Linked DNA regions of Mus musculus: all the other regions are linked to region 1. A link is a loop called in an ENCODE intact Hi-C map of the cell type or tissue named here. Cell type or tissue: heart. All regions are shown on one strand. Links, peaks and the distances in the headings refer to the core of each region. The heading gives the core; the rest is flanking DNA.

Region 1 (5,713 bases), core at 542-5,541:
GTGACTCCAGCACTAAAGGGCATCTTTAGGGGCTGGAGAGATGGCTCAGTGGTTAAGAGCACTGACTGCTCTTCCAAAGGTCCTACGTTCAATTCCCAGCAACCACATGGTGGCTCACAACCATCCATAATGAGATCTGACACCCTCTTTGGTGTGTCTGAAGTTAGTTACAGTGTACTTACATAAAAATAATAAATCTTTAAAAAAAAAAAGGGCATCTTCAGACACCTGCACTCATGTGCACAAGCTCATACACTGACACAATACATAGGTATAGAATCAAAAATAAATAAGTAAATACAGCAAGCTCCAGGACAGCCAAGACTACTACATAATGAGATCGTGGCTTTTTAAAAAAAGGTTTTAAAAATATATAAATCCAAATATGTCGCTTCCATGCTTTAAATTCTCAAAACCATCCCATTACACAAGTCTAAACTCACTTCCATAGAGCAGGCATTACTGACCCGCCCCCTCCCCTCCTCCACACACTACTTCTCTCCCTGAGTTCCTCCTACTCTCAATCACTGGCCTTCTGGCTGACACTGCTCACTGTACCTCAGACCTTTGTACTATATGTTCTCTCTCTCTCTCTCTCTCTCTCTCTCTCTCGCTCGCTCTGTGTGTGTGTGTGTGTGTGTGTGTGTGTGTGTGTGTGTGTCCGAGTGTGTGTGTGTCCGAGTGTGTGTCCCAGTCCCAGATCCTGATGTGGCTACCCACCCTCTTCATCCAGGCTGCTGCTGGAAGCTACCCACTTAAGAGGTCATCTCAGTCCAGTAAAATATAAAAGTAACCCTGTATCCTTTCATCACTCTTCAACTCCTTCTCCAGCTTTGTTTCCCACAGGATTATCATTATTTGAACTTTATTGCATATTCACTGATTTGACTGTCTGACTCTCTACTCATCTGTGAATTCCATGAAAGCAGAGACTATGCTGTACTGGGGGGGGGGGGGGGGACTCGAAAAGTAGAGATGAATGAGTCTTAGAACAACAGAAGGTACCAGATAGACACCTGGGAACTGAGAATACCTCCAAGGGTAACCTGAGCCACACTGGCCATGTTAAAAGCTTGCCTCCACTAGCAGGGACACTGTACCTTAAGCTCTCCTATTTGCAATAAGGGTACAGCAGCACTGAGGGGGTCAGTATATGGGAGCGCAGAAGAATTTTAATCCAACAACATGGCAGCTCTGGCAAGAGATCACATCCAAAGCTATGAATTGGCTGGAATGCAGACAGCTGCACACCTTTAATCCCTCTGGCTGGAACACATACCCTTGATCCCTCTGAATGCAATAGAGACACACTCTTAGTACACACCTTTAATCCCAAACAATGACAACTACTTGAGGAGCAGACAAAGTGATGAATCAGAGAAAGATTTGACAGAATTTATCAGAGATAGGATACACCCAACTCACACAAGAACAGACAAGAAAGAGATGCTACTTAAAAGTAGTGAGGGAGAGAGGAAAGTACAGAAGTTCAGTTGAGTGCAGTTGAATTCAGCACATGGAGTTCAGAGGCAAGTCTTTTCAAGCAGAGCAATTCAGTCAGAAGTCAAGAGAAGCCTTTGAATCAGTCAGCTTGGAGAGGAGTTTGAGTCAGAATAGCTGAGTTGACCAGCCATCCAGAGTTCAGAAAGAGCTAGAAAGGGTGAGTTTATTCAGTGTAAGTCTCAGAGGCTGAAACATTCTAGGCCTACGATAGCAGACAGAGGCTGGAAGGGGAAGCCTTCAAGGTCCAGGCTTGCAGAAGTTTAGATTGTATAGAGGCTAGAAGCTTCTAGGCCTAGGGATAGTTAGATAAAAACGTTCTGGGCTCAACCCAAGCCATGTATTCATAAAGCTCAAGTATGGCTCTCCTCTCATCACTTCATCTGAGGAAATACCAGCAAAATCACATTTACAGGGCAGTACCAGAGGAGTGTGTGTGAACTGTGAGAGCATGGCAAGATGCATGTCACTGTTCAGTTTAAAAAAATAATAATAATGATTTGTCTGTTAAGTACCTTTACATTTCATTATAAGCTGTGGTGTAGGGTTTACCATGGGCACACCAATGTTACTGAAAAGAAAAAAAAATCACAGTAGAGACATAGCTGGTACCTCAAATTCATTTTCTTGCTGGTTTTATCATGCAAACGCCTATCTAGAATAATTCTTGTGAACTATGGTAACTGCTTGCTGATGAAAAAAAAAAAATACTCACTGCTGTAAAATGTCAACTCTCGCCTGTAAGAACATTCCTTCCTCCGTCCCCTGCCCATCACCCCATATCCAAGGAAGACACAGAGAGAACTTCATTGCTTTACAAACTCCTCTGGTTCAAAGATTTTCAGTTTCAAGATCTGTTATGGCCATCTGTTAGCAAGATAATTAACAGAAATCTCTGGTGGGATTCTTCATTACGTTAACAGGTTTACAAAGGCAGAATGACATCTACCGGGAACCAATACGGATGCAGTGAAACACAAGGCATGCTAAAATAACCCAGCTTCTCTAATGACACCACTGGGAAAATCTGGAGAATGTGATGACTCCACTTCAGAAAAGCCTGGCAAAGCAGCTCACAGCAACCCACAGCAGAGAAGGACAGCACTCTGTACACAGCCTGTACCTGCCTTGTGTGCCCTAATTCACATGCACAGTGGACACCTAAAGAAAGAATGTCCTACACAGATCAAACAGATGATTCTGCTGTGAACCTCAACTTAAACTCACTAGGGAGAGTCAACTCAAAAGGAAAAACCTCAAAAGCTGCTTGTCAAAGATACTCAGAACAGAACGGCAAACACCATGAAACCTGGAAAATAACCAGGACCCATGGTGTTTACAGCAGCAAGACAAAATGTTGCACACTTGTTATAAAAGCTGGGCAGAGAGGACGGTGCCTGTAAACCCAGCACTGAGGGGGCAGAGGCAGGGGGCTACAAGTTTAAGGCCAGTTTGCATTATAGAGCAAAGCTAGGCTTAAAGAATAAATAGGTAGGTGGAAGGAAGGAAGGAAGGAAGGAAAAAAATAGACAGACAGACAAACAGACAGACAACAATTATAAATATAGACTTCTAGACCATCTCAGTAAGTTACCCACAGCAGCTTACTCCTCTCCATCCTACCCTCAGACGCTAACTTAGAATCTAAAGAATAGGCAACAAAAAGAACTGGGTAAAAGGTGATAGGAAAAGCAGTATGACTCTGGAAATCAGGAGAGGGTCACCCAAGTGCCAGACTCTCTAAAATGTTCTACCAGACACAAGTGGGACACAGCTGAAGTGGGAACCACAAGGCACCTTTAACAGTTTTTGAGGCTATTTACTGTCACTGAGGCTCACAAACAACCCTGTCATGTGCACCCTAATTTGAAAATGCAGTTGTGGGGTTGGGGTAGGTAAGACAATGAGACAAAGAAAGTTTTCTGGCTGAGGTGCACAAGAACAAAGCATAACAGAGGACCACCAGCAGGGGGCACCCTGCCCACAAGGTTTTTGGTGCATTATTGAGGGCAGATGAACCCAGGCAGACAACTCTAGACATGTTCACAGACACAAAACAGACACAGCTGAAAACACAGAGGGGTGGGCTCTGCCATGGAGATCAGGCCACTGGAACCCAGACCCTAGGATGAGCCAAGCCAACTTTCCTCTACAGGAACGCCAGGACCCAGCCTTCCTTCCCCTCACCCTTGTCCTGTTCGAGTGATTACAAGTAAAAAACTCAAGACGATAGTTCTAGCAACATCAAGCAGAAACAGCCAGTCCAATTCACCTGTTCTAACGCAAGGCCAATAGCAGACATGTGTTATAACCACATCAGCCATGAGTAAACAAACTAAAAAGAAAAAAGAAACCTTAAGCCTGCATTACCTCATCAACTTAACCCAAGAAAACACACCCAGGAGAGAGTTCACACAGCAGCGAGAGACATGCAGGAGATGGCTTTAGCCCACAGCATGAACACATCCAGTCACATCTACTCCATGCTCTCGTTTTGTTAAAAGTGAGAAAGCTTAAAATGTATACTGAAAACAAGAAAAAGGGACAAACTCTGATTATTTTAGAAGATGGACTAGACATAGTAAAACTTACAAGGCCTGTCCAATATAGAAAGAAAAATATAACTATTTAGATCTTATTTCTCTATATGATTACAAGTTATATGTATATTACAAGTTACTATACTCTAAGTCCAGAAAGCCACAGTTGGGCAGTGACAGAAAGGACAGACCCATGGCCGAAAACAACGACCACCTAGGCCAGTAGGTTTGCAGCTGAGCCCCAGGGAGCCCAAAGCCTGCCTTAGTCAAGTATTCCAAGGCACACATAGAACCATGGAAAACCTCCCAAGTCACTTTATGAGGGTTAACCACTAATCTGCTACCAAAATGACAAAAAAGGAAATTATTGTATATACCAACAATAAAGTAACAGTTAAAACCGTATTTTAAAACTTATGGCTTATGTGTTAGTTGTTTGTTTGTTTGTTTGTTTTTTCAAAACAGAGTTTCTTTGTGTAGACTTGGCTGTCCAGGAGCTTGCTCTGTAGGTAAGGCTGGCCTCAAACTCAGAGATCCACTTGCCTCTGCCTCCTAAGCACTAGAATTAGAGGCATGTGCCACCACCGCCTTGCTAAATAAACTTTTAAAAATGAATATGTCGTGGCTGGAGAGATGGCTTAGTGGTTAAGAGCACTGACTGCTCTTCCAGAGGTCCTGAGTTCAATTTCCAGTAATCACATGGTGGCTCACAACCATCAGTAATGGGATCTGATGCCCTCTTCTAGTGTGTGTCTGAAGACAGCTGCAGTGTGTTCATATAAATAAAAAATAAATAAATCTTTAAAAAAATAAAAACAATATGTCAAAGGACCAGAGAGATGGCTCAGTGGTTAAGGCCCACTGCCGCTCTTGCAGAGGACCCTGGTTCAATTGCCAGCACCCACGTGGTAGACCCAAACCATCTGTAACTCCAGTTCTAGGGTACCAAATAGGCATGCATGCAAACAAGATATTCATACACAAAAAGTAAATAAATAATTCTTTTTAATTTTTTAAAAAGCTGATTAAGTGGTTAAGGGCACTGGCTGTTCTTCCTGAGGACACCCCAAGTGACTGGCCCCTCTTCCCATGAGAGGATCACATGTTCTTATTGTTTCCAAGTGGCTTCTTACAGGAAAACACTCTAGACCACTGGCTTTGGGTTAGGTCATGTGACTTGATCTAGTCAATGGGAAATGAATGATTGTAGCATAGGCCAAATCTAAGCTGACTGTTAGGAATTCTTGTGTCTCCCACAGTCTCTTGTTTTTTTCTCTGCCTACCTTGTCCCCAAAAGGGACTGTTCCTTCAGAAATGTAAGATTTGGGAAGAGCGAGTACAGCTGACTCACAGCCAGAAAACACAACATGACCTGAAATTAATGTCTGTTGCAAGCTTTGGGCTTTGGGAGTTGTTTATTATTTCAGTAAAGCTGGCAAGTGCATATAATTATAAAATGTCTCTGTAATTTTCTAAACTGCAGAGAGGAAATGGTCATACAACACTGGATAATTTTTAAGACATTATCCTTTTCAACCCTGGAGTTATTCACGTATGTCTTAACTAGCTTGTATAAGCTCTTGAACGTCACTTACTCTTACTAGTGTAAAAGGTTCTGTTTTCCCCACCACTGCCCTAGAAACCCCATCGCAAATAATCTCCAAAACCTCCAC
Region 2 (5,713 bases), core at 509-5,508, 490 kb after region 1:
GGAGACTGTAACGCTCAAGACATTAGTGCATTTCTGTCCATCTCACCAAGTGTGGGATGACCAGGAGAGGTATTAGGCACAGGTTCACGGGTTCCATCCCAGAAGTTCTGAGTCAGTATGCACAGGTGCTCACTCAGGGTCTACCCACCTGATTCTGCCAGTCCACTTGGGTAGTATTGTTTTAGCCACACACAACTTAGCTACTCCTGGCCAATTACAATGTCCATGCAGGCAGAGATATGAGAAGGGAGGGAGGAAGGAAGTTAGAGAGGAAAAAAAGGAGAGATAGCTAAAATAATTCTATAGTTCATATCCAAGATGCTAATGTGCTAAAACTTGATCTGATCGATACATTTTTCCTAATAATCAAATACCCACTTCCTCTATTCCTGCATTCTTGACTTAGAGACCCTGCATGCGCTGTATAACCTGTTCAGGCACTCTCTTCATCATATTAGGTTCCAGCCAGTGTATGCACTTTTTGTAGTGAGAAACCAAATCTTAATTTTCCTTGCCACGTGGGATTACACAGGATTAATAGGCAAAGTATTGTCTTTACTGTTGTGGGCAACTCCCAGAATGACCCTCAGCACAGATTAGAGTGTGGTCATTTTAGAGAAGATTTAAATACAATGGGGTTATCCAGCTGGTCTTAGGCTGAGCCGCAGACAGCAGTGGGCAGATAACCTATTACCTACTTCTTGGAGGCCGGGGCTACATGAAGTACCGCAGGCTGCAGAGATCAGCATACTGCAACGTGTTTGCTCAGTAACCCGTGACACACGAACTCTGTGCAACAGGAAATGTGACCCAAGGAATGGAGCTTCCTGTCCATCGGGTCTGGTATTTACTGTTCCTTGAGGCTGAATGAGCGGTGAATTGTCTTTGCTTTTGTGGACTATGGCAAGGAAGTGACCACCACCCTTCGCCCACTTTAGCAAGGGAAATGACCTTTGTGATGTTGAACACTGGGGGCTTGAATACAAATATCCGTATCATCCCAGGTATCTACATTAGGAAAGCAATTCACAGGGCTTAGTTATATCCTTAGAGTTCATTTATTTCAACATTGGAATTCTGCGATCTGTTTAGCAGACCTGTCAGAAAGGGAGGTGAGACATTGTGGGTAAGATTTTTACCACTTCAGTATTTTCACAAGTGTGTTCTGCCCTCGACATGACGTGGGGATTTCTGATTCCAGGGTGTCCCATCATTGGACAGCTCTTCACAGGAAGTTTGTAGGGCTGTTTTTATATATTGCCTCTGCACATGGGTTGAGTCTGAAGAGACACATTAGAAATGGCTGCTCTCTCTCTCTCTGTAGATCTGGCTTAAGCGAGTGACTTAAGTCACTCTTTTAGGTATGATTGCAGTAATACTGCTTCTTTCAACTTGAGATCTGGTGCATGCTTGAACCAGAGACTGTACCTGAGACCCAAGTCCCCAGGTGACTGGTCTTTGGCACTGGTGAGAAACATCGGCTTCTGATTGGTGGCTGCTGCTTAGCTCTCTAGTGGGAAGCTTCGACCCTGGAGAGCTGAGCCAGGAGAACAATGTGAATCTGCCCAGACAGTGATGGACCTCAATTTGTCTCTGAATAATGTAGTTGCATACCGATAGCCTGAAATCTTTCATGGTAACCAGATACTAAATTTATCCAAAGAAACATTTTCATACTATAACCAAAAACTCTCAACTTTGAACCTTTCACCTCCATAGTTTCTTTAAGTTAAGCTATTTGAAAAATATCTGGATATATCTAGGTAATAGAAATGACCTCACTGTTTATAGAGCAATTATAAAAATCATAGCTTTAATTCAACATGGTAGATTTTTTTTCTTCTTTGAGACAGGGTTTCTCTGTAGCCCTGGCTATCCTGGAACTCACTCTGTAGACCAGGCTGGCCTTGAACTCAGAAATCCGCCTGCCTCTGCCTTCGAAGTGCTGGGACTAAAGGCGTGCGCCACCACGCCCAGCTTGATTTTTTTTTTTAATCATTCTTTTTGGCAGTATCTGGATAACATCGATATCTTTCTTTAGGCTGCTTCTAATCAGGGACCAGAAGACCCCCTCCCATGGATGCTTAGGACCATGCTTATTTCTCTTAAGCAGGGTTAGGCATGTTTGTAGCACAAGCTTGATAAGAATTCAGGAACATTAAAGAAACAACAGCTGACATTCTTTCCAGGGAATGAAGCTATAGAAGTGTATTTCTAACCTTCTCATCTCACCAAGAAGTGCTTCCTTTAGCCCTCTGTCCTTTCTGTTTACTTCCTTGAGTGGGGCGTGCAGGGGCGGGGGGATGGGATGAGAATTCTTCTTTTATCCTTAAAATGTAATTGTATTTGGAGAAGTTTTGAGATTATTCTGAGTCAGCCTTCTTAGGTACCTAGAATATCCTTTTAATATTTATATTCAAGTGTGTTTTGATTTTTGTAATATTATCTTGAACTATACTTTTAAATATTATGTCTCCAACGTACCCCCTCTTGGTACACCCTGGTTATGCATATGTTGGACCGTTTGCCTATATTTCAGTTTTAACCTTTTGTGCTTTTGTTTTTTTATAGATCTCATTTTAGGATAGGCCTTTAATTCCAGCTCTTGGAGGCAGAGGCAGGCAGATGTCTGTGAGTTCGAGGCTAGCCTCTACATAGTGAGTTCCAGACCAGCCAGGACTATATAGTCAGACCCTGACTTGAAAAAAAAAAATCTCATTTTACTGTTACATTTTCTCTACTATTTTTATTAAATTTTATTCAAATCTATTCTTTCATAGACATCAAGAAATTCAGCCTTTATTTCTAACACCGGTTTGTCCTTCTCTTTCATTTTTTTTCTGAGTTCAGACACTTCTCTTTCAGTCCCTTTCTGCTTTATGCCCATTTCTGTTCTTAGTTAATTTTCTGACTGGAGATATTTTTCTTCCTATCCTCAAACGATTATTTATTGTGGTTTTTTTCCCCTCCCCTCATTTGTGGATTTCCAAAACGATAGTGTGCCTAAGCTGCAAGGTTTTGTTCATAGAACCTTGTTTTTGAGCGGACTCTGCGGTTGTCTATGGAGTCACGGCCCGCCGCGGTAGCTAACGAGATTCCCGGGTTCAGAGCGCCCTCTTCCGTCAAGGGGTGAAGTGCAGTTGCTGTAAAGAAGCATTTCTTTTCTGTTTTGTACTTGGTTGAGCATGAAATCTTCTGTTCTAGTTTAGGGTTTTCTGCTCCGTGGGATCTTGCACTAAGTTTCTTCCTGTCGACACTTACACTCCCAGGACACTCCCAAGTGTATGCGCTTCTTTCTTCTTTGCCTTTTCTTTGCCAGGAACAGTGACTTCCGCAGCTGCTCCCCAACGCCTTGATATGTCCTACCTATCTTTTCTCTGTAGCCAAGGCTGTGGTCACTCTGGTCTGTCCCCATGTTTTCACACTGAAAATGGCATTTCTCTCTCTCTCTCTCCCTCTCTCTCTCTCTCTCTCTCTCTCTGAAGGTCTCTAGCTCCCTGCCTGCTACACAGCTCTCTGCACAAACACTCATAGGAAGTTGAGAGAAAGTGGCTGGAATTTGATACTTTGTTTGTTTGTTCGTTTGTTTGTTTGTTTAATGGTGATTTTAAGATTGCTGTGTTCTCTCTGCTCTCCAGTTAGGATGATAGCTCTGTGTGTCTGTGTGTTCTGTGTGTGTGTGTGTGTGTGTGTGTGTGTGTGTGTGTGTGTGTGGTGTATGCACCTGTGTGTGGCAGGAAGCGTGTTTAGCCCGTGTACAGACCAGGTTGGTGTGGACGTCTTGATCACTGCTCTTCACCTTGTATTTTGAGACAGCGCACTGTTTTGGGTACCTGGGGCGGTCCAAAAGGATGAGAGCCAGTGTCAGTGAGCAGCCCGCCTTCAGAATCCACCTCCCAGTCCTGGCATTACAGATAAAAGCTACTGTTCCTGGCTTTTACCCAGGTTCTGGGGACGTGACCTCAGGGTGATGCTGGCCCAGTACACACTTCACTCATTGAGCCGTGTTCCCAGCCCAGCAACATTGTTCTCATGTTATTTTATTTGCTCCTCCATTTGACCTGAAGAATATTTTGGAGAATATGTAGAGAGATTCAGATTCGAGGGACCATGGTTTTCCTTGGATGGAGCAGAACTCTGATATCTGTGTTCTAAGTGCTGAGTTTCCGTCTCTGGGTCCTACTGGTTCAAATCTTTCCACCTGGACCCATCCCCCTTCTCTTCTGTACTTCATACATTACTTCCTTTTCTGTAAATTTTCTTCTTTTGGGATTCCCGTGGTTGATTTCAGGTGGTTTGGCAGCGTTCCCCTGGAACCAGTCTGTCTAAATTCAAATATGATGTGTGTGAATAAGTTACTTATCCTGTAGACAGACGCCTTAGTTATCTTAGCTGTGAATGCAGGACTGGTAATACTTACACCGTGCGTTTGTGATAGCACTGGAAGGGTTAATTCATGTGGAAAACCAGTCTGTGTGTGACACGCTCCGCTCCGTCTGTAAAATGCTAAGCATTACTTAATCTTACCTAATGACGTGTTATACCGCCTCTGTATTTTTGCTACACTTACATGGTGAATGACTCCTCCCCCTAAGTCAAATGTACGTTAAGAGCATGTAATTAATGTGTTTTGCTGTTGCAGTGATAAAACACTCTGGTAAAAAGCAACGTAAGGGAGAAAGGCTCTATTCTAGCTCCAGTAGAAGGGTGCCGTCCATTATTGTGGGGAAGTCAAGGCAGCAGAGGCTTGAAGCCGCTGTGAACATCACACCAACAGCCCGGCACAGAGGGGGACGACTGCACACGGAGGTCCTCAGGTCTCTGACTCCATTTTATGCAGTGCAGGCACCCCACCCGTGGAGTGGCCCCGTATGCAGTTAAGGTGGAGCTTGTCATATCAGTTGACCCAATCAAGACAGTTGCTTCCGGGCATGCCCAGTAGCTGGGTAATTCTCCCTCAGTGAGTCTCCAGGCCAGACCCTGTCCAGTCAACAATGAGTTCCCACCATCACTAAGTGGAAGCCACACCTATGGCACTTCGTTCCACTGGGGTACCATCAGTTGCTTGGCTTTCTCCTTACTGCTGATGGCTTAATTAAATGACCAGGACAGCTGTAATTGTCACCCTTCTCCTCATTGGGAGCACAAAGAAGTAAAAGAGCCCCACCTCACCCCAGGCTCCCCAGAGCTCTCGGTTCTTTGTGGGGTACTGCTGAGGGATGGAAAGAAATGCCTGATATTCCTCAGAGCCCCTCTCCCACAGTAAGAAGGAAAAGCCAGGTTCCAAAGAAGCCGAACTAAGAGCCAGATTTTTGTCTCCTGTGAGACATTCTTGCAGGTCTGGTTTTTCAGCTCCATTAGTCTAGATTAGATAGACCCAGTGGGTGGAGAAAGAGAGAATGGAGAGGTGGCCAGGGACCCGGAGACTTCAGGAGCTCATAAACAGCACTTCCAGTAGCAAAGATGATGGGGAATTTCCCTAGAATATTTTATTCTTCTTTCTTTTTTAATTTTATTTGTCCTTGCAATACTCTTATAGACATACTTTCTTCCCAGTTCATATATTTTTATCCCATTCTTTTTGAGAGGATAAAAATCCCATGGTTTAAAAGTGTCTGATTTACTAATTTGCATATAATTGAAAGAAATCAAAATTTCCCCCTTGAAAAATGCTATTAATATGCACGGTATAGTGTGTCTTACTGGATTTCGG
Region 3 (5,713 bases), core at 509-5,508, 64 kb after region 1:
GGGATAAAGGAGGGAGAGAGGATGACCAAATATGTCAGCTTAGACTTCTGTATGCTATAAGGAATTAACAGAAGACAGAGGTGGGATTTGTGGTTTGTTTGTTTTTTAAGTTCATATGGATCTCTGGGAGCCAAGGGCAAGAATACAGATGCAGGCTTAGATTCTGCACTTCTACATATTTACTTTACTTTATTTTTGGCAGTACTGGGGATTAAGCCCAGGGCCTTGTGCCTGCTAGGTAAGTACTCTGCCACTCAGCTCTGACTCCAGCACCTGTCTAAATATTTAAAGGTCATAAATCAAGCTCATATAAAGCTGTGCCTGGAAAAGGACTGAAAGGTGATATGAAGACAACTGCTACTGGTCATATCTGGATAATCTTGATATTTAATTCACAACAAAATAAATATATACATACATACATAGTTTATAAATTATTTTAAGTATATATAATAAAAGAGTTTGTCTTTTTATCAACAAAATAACTATTTGTATTATAATAATAAAATTATGTGTTGTTTTTTATAAAAGCCATTGCCCATTGATGATGGAAGTTGGACAGCTCTTGTACAACTATACATCTTAAGTAGTTTTTAAATCATTTTAGTTTGGAGAAAATATTTGCTCCAGTATGGAAACAACTGAAACTTCTAATTAAATAACTTTAAGCAGTGTGTAGTTTCAGAAATGAGAGGGTGTGGGGTTAGAGAGATGGCTCAGTGGCTAAGAGCACTGTGTGTTCCTACAGAGGACCACAGTTGGGGTTCCAGCACCTACATGTCTGCTAACAGTTGTCTGTCATGCCAGTTCCAGGGGATTTGATGTTCTCTTCTGGCCTCTGCAGGCAGACATGCAGGCAAAACACCAATACACATGCAATAAATCTTTTTAATGATAGGTTGGGGTGTAGCTTAGTTGGTAGAGTGCTTGCCTACTGTCTTAGTCAGGGTTTCTATTCCTGCACAGACATCATGACCAAGAAGCAAGTTGGGGAGGAAAGGGTTTATTCGGCTTACACTTCCACACTGCTGTTCATCACCAAAGGAAGTCAGGACTGGAACTCAAACAGGTCAGGGAGCAGGAGCTGATGCAGAGGCCATGGAGGGATGTTCTTTTCTGGCTTGCCTCACCTGGCTTGCTCAGCCTGCTCTCTTATAGAACCCAAGACTACCAGCCCAGAGATGGCACCACCCACAAGGGGCCTTTCCCCCTTGATCAGTAATTGAGAAAATGCCTTACAGCTGGATCTCATGGAGGCATTTCCTCAACTGAAGCTCCTTTCTCTGTGCTAACTCCAGCTGTGTCAAGTTGACACAAAACTAGTCAGTACACCTACCAAGCATGAGACCCCTGTGTCACATAAATCTAGTATGGTGGTCCCACCTGTGATCCCAGGACCTGGCAGATAAAATCAGAAAGATCGTAAAGTCAAGGTCCTCCTCCACTACATACGGAATTCAGAAGGAAAGAAGGAAGGAAGGAAGGAAGGAAGGAAGGAAGGAAGGAAGGAAGGAAGGAAGGGAGTTGCACTGAAGTTTTTTTTTATGACATATGTGTTGCATATTATATTAAAGCATTTACTCGAGGCTACCATAATACAATATCATTGTTTAGGTATCAGACTCTTGTGCCTCAGTTCTAGGTATTAGAAAGTTCAAGCTCAAGACGCCACAAGGTAGGTTTCATTCTGGAGCATCTTCTCCTGGCAAGTAGCTGGCCCCTCATGCACGACCCCCTCATGTTTGCTTTGGGAGAGAGCCAACAAGCTTTCCAGGCTGGCCTCACACTCAGAGATTCCCCGCTTTTGCTGGGATTAAGGCTGTGTGCTACCAATATGCCAGGCAAAAGTATCTTACGGAGACAAGACACATCATTTTGCTTGTGTTTTTCCAGTGCCTTACACAGCACGTGAGTCATTAGATGTTTGTTGAATGAATGAGTGAGTTTCAGCCTTTCTCTTCTGGAGCGTTGAACTGAGGGCCTCAAGCCTTAGGCAAGCACCCTGGGGCTAATGGTCATCTCCAGCTCCACATGCCAACTTTAACTGGACTTAAATTAAACATTAGTCAACACCGCACCTGCCTGGCATCCTTCCTGGCACTTGGAGAATACTGAAATACTGGAAACTTGGTTCTCTAGAGGCACTCAAATTATAAATAGGTGTTAGGAAATCATACGTTGGCAATCACGCAGCCATTCCACAGGAAACCTAGTGCAGTTCAGAAAGCCCTCTAAATAACCCATGGAAAACACCAGGGTTCAATAGAGCCAATAACGAGGCGGGCTTCAGTCTAATTACAAATTATCACACATTAAAGAATGGAGGATGCATGGCAGCTAGTAGCATATAGCCATGTATCTACTTTCCTTGTCTTCATGCAAAGCAGGAGATGTTCAAGTCCAACCACATATTATCACACAGCCAGGCATGGGGATGCAGAGAGAGAGTAAAAAGTTTGGATACCAGTACCCACTTACAGGTATAATCCTTAGGCGACCAACATCCAATACCTTCACCATCAATTCCAAACTATTCATCTTTCCTTATCTGGTAAAACTGTCAGTTCTCTCATACTGTCCCGTGCTCCGCTCTTTGCTGCCATCTACCGGACAGATCGATGAGTGCCTCCCCCGCCTCGCTGCCCCTCTCTCTCATCAAACCTGCTAGCTATCTTTGTAGAGAAAATATCTTGAAGATAATTCATTCTAAAGGAATCAGGCCATTTTCTCTTACCTAGATGATCCTCTTCCAAGGCTAACAATATCCCAAAAACCAACCAAGCAGACAAACAGCAACAACAACAACAACAACAACAACAACAAAACACTTGCTGCTCTCCCAGAGGACCCAGGTTTCCACCTGTACATTCAAACACATAAAATTAAAACAAACAAACAAACAAAGAGATACCTCTAATCAATGGTTCATACATCCTAGGCCTAGCTCCTCTGGAAGCTGAGTCAGTAGTAGTACTTAAGCCCACGTGCTTGAGAATAGCCTGCGTGACATAATAAGAGAAAGGAGAAAGAAAAGAGAATGCACAAATAGTCTCCTGGGTGGTTCTATGGTTCAGGCTCCTTTTGGTTATACAAGTTCACAATACCTCCCTCCCCTTGTTTTTGAGACAGGGTCTCCCTATGCAGCCCTGACTGGCCTATAGAAGTTCCAAGAACTCTCAAGGAGAAAACAAAATGATTTCAAGGGTTACTAGTCACAAAAATCAAAGGCAAAACAATTGGCCATGAGTAAAATTTATCTTTCTGCTGATCATGTTCCCCCTTTTTAGTCATACTGAACTGGTCAGGGAACTACGAATTGTTTTAGAGGAACTTTCTTCCACTCCTTAAACAATGTTCTTTTAGAATGCCCACTATTTTAATGTGTTATTATTTTAACTACTGTGTAGGCAGTTATAATAGTAAGATGTATGTATTCACGAGGTCATGATCAGGGGAGTAAACATTTTCAGCTGTTAACCCTTTTATTTCCCCCGTTTGGGAATTAAAGAGATTCCTGTGCCCTGGTTCTTGCACTGACTACTTGCGCAACAGGAAAAAAAAAATTCTCCTAAGAATAGAGATCTTATTTATTTTTTAAGTCAGCCTCGGCCTCACCAGGACCTTTTAACTGAAAGAATTTGTTAGGATTTTAAAGCTTGAATAAAGCTGTGTTTTCCCAGCAGATCACAGAAGAGACTCAAACTTTATTACCAACATGCTTTATATTTTCATTAGTTACTGGAACTGGATGTGAAGGCTCAGGCCTGTAAGTGCCAGCATTCAGGAAGTTGAGACAGGAGTTTTCCCATCTGCAGCCTGGGCTACAAAGTGAGTTCAAGGACAGCCTCTGTGTATCAAAACCCTGTCTCAACGGGGGTGGGGTGGGGTGGGGAATCACAATGAGCTGGTTCCAGAGGAATCCCTAATACTTTGACCCTTTAATGCAGTTCCTCACGTTGTGGTGACTCCAGACATAAGATTATTTTCTCTGCTGTTTCATAACTGTAATTTTGCTTCTGTTATGAATCATAGTGTAAATATCTGATATGAAGGATACCTTATATGTTATCCCTGTACACAAGTTGAAAACTGCTATTCTAGGGCAAAGACAATATTCAGAAGTTAAGAATTTGGTAGAGTTTTGGGGTTTTAGCTCAGCTCATTGCTGGATACAATGTAGTAACACCTCTGCTTCCCATATACAAATCACAGGAAGGCATAAACTAATGTAGAGCAAGCACCTAGCACGTGGAAAACATGCAACAATTTTTTTTTTCTGTGAACTAAGTAAATCTTTGGTATTGAACTTACTGTTTCAGTCCTGGACTGTGCATTGTAAACATTAGCAAACATCAATTATTATTTTAGAAATAAGGTTTAAGTAGTCAATACTGACCTTAAACTTGCTATGTTCCTTGTTCAAGCTACATACCTTGGACAAAAGATCCTCTTCCCACTAAATTCCCAAGGCTGGATTAAGAAGTATACACTACCATGCCCAATTTTATGTGGTGTGAGGTATCAAATTCAGGGCCTCCTGTGTCCTAGACAAGGACTCTACCAATTTAGCTACATCTCCAACATCCCAAATATTAATTAAGAGCACAGGTGCAAGTTGTGGAGAGTGGTTGATAATCACAGAACAAATACACCTTAAAACATATTTATGTCTTTTGCATTTCTGTTTATTTGTTTGTTTGTTTGCAAATAGGGTTTCTCTGGGTAGCCCTGGCTGTCCTGGAACTCGCTTTGAAGGTTGGCCTTGAATTCATAGAGCTATGCCTGGCTCTGCCCCCCCCCCCCCCCCCCCACGCCACCACCGCCTGGCAAACGCTTTTACGTCTTAAGGTAAACGTCTGGATTTAGCGTGAGGCTATGCAGCATAGGGTAACTTCCAGTAGCATCTTGGTGTGGCGTTCACTCTTTTGTTTGTTTGCTTTTGAGTCGGGGGTTTCTCTGTGTAATCCTGACTGTCCTGGAGTTTGCTATGCAGACCTGGATGGCCTCAAACTTCGAGAGATCCGAGATCCGTCTCTGCCTCCAAGAGTGCTGGGATCAAAAGCATGCCTCACTGCTCTCAGCCGACACTTTCATTTTTAAAATTCAGATTATGCACACTAGTGAAAACTTGTACCTATTTAGTGCTCACCTTGTGTATAATTATTGACTCAGACGGTAAACAACAAAAATATTCCTGGGATGGTTGTTAAAACCTGAAAGTGTGCTCAACCTCCCTCTGAAGCTCTACTGAAGTGGATTAACATCAGGGTTAAATAAATCCTGACAGACAGACAGACAGACAGACAGACAGACAGACAGACAGACAGCTAATCTCCTGCAAACCTGAAGGGGAAAAAAAAAGAATCAATTTAGGTGCTAGGGACCCTGCTCTATTCCTGCCAATCAGCGTTTGGCTCCGCCCCCAATTGTACGGCCTGCATCTCCCGTGAGCCTCTTCGACTGTCATTCTTCGGAAGGGAAACCCTTTCCGGCCGAAGAAACGCTTAAACTACGAATCACTTGGGGTAGCGTCCGTTGCGTCCAGTCGATAGGCGGGACTTCCGCTTCCAGGGGGCCCGTCAGTCAGGAGGCGGAAGTTGGTGCCGGCGGGAAGGTTGTAGCGCGGTGCATTGCTGCACTCTCGCCGGGTTCTGCGTGGGCGCGCCCCCCTGCACGGCTGCGACCGGACAGCGAGCTTTCTCCAGGCTCCTCG

Evidence for each region. A loop is a pair of places that touch in the nucleus more often than their neighbours do. Peaks named below come from ENCODE experiments on the same cell type or tissue, not always from the same donor. Only the 100,000 strongest peaks of a DNase experiment are listed, where the experiment ranks them.
Region 2: it touches region 1 in a loop (2.5-fold over the local background); 4 of 42 quality-filtered maps call a loop at or near these places.
Region 3: a loop joins it to region 1, with 4 times the contacts of the local background. A loop is called at or near these places in 24 of 42 quality-filtered maps.

Annotation. Positions count from the first base shown.
Region 1 is chr4:59,848,182-59,853,894 of GRCm38, reverse strand. All of the region lies in intron 1 of Snx30 (sorting nexin family member 30), which reads right to left. Among named protein-coding and RNA genes, the nearest start is that of Snx30, 45 kb to the right of the region's middle. In heart, for the core only: a CTCF peak has its summit at 3,464 (motif pointing right); a DNase peak (open chromatin) is centred at 3,494; H3K27ac peaks cover 553 bases.
Region 2 is chr4:59,358,305-59,364,017 of GRCm38, reverse strand. The region is part of intron 10 of Susd1 (sushi domain containing 1); the gene reads left to right. Among named protein-coding and RNA genes, the nearest start is that of Susd1, 77 kb to the left of the region's middle. In heart, for the core only: a CTCF peak has its summit at 3,125 (motif pointing left); DNase peaks (open chromatin) are centred at 877 and 3,127; H3K27ac peaks cover 656 bases.
Region 3 is chr4:59,783,736-59,789,448 of GRCm38, reverse strand. It overlaps Inip (INTS3 and NABP interacting protein), which reads left to right and starts at 5,594. Exons shown (of 5, transcript NM_001013577.1): 1 at 5,594-5,713. In heart, for the core only: a CTCF peak has its summit at 2,624 (motif pointing left); no DNase peak of the experiment used is centred there; H3K4me3 peaks cover 755 bases; H3K27ac peaks cover 666 bases.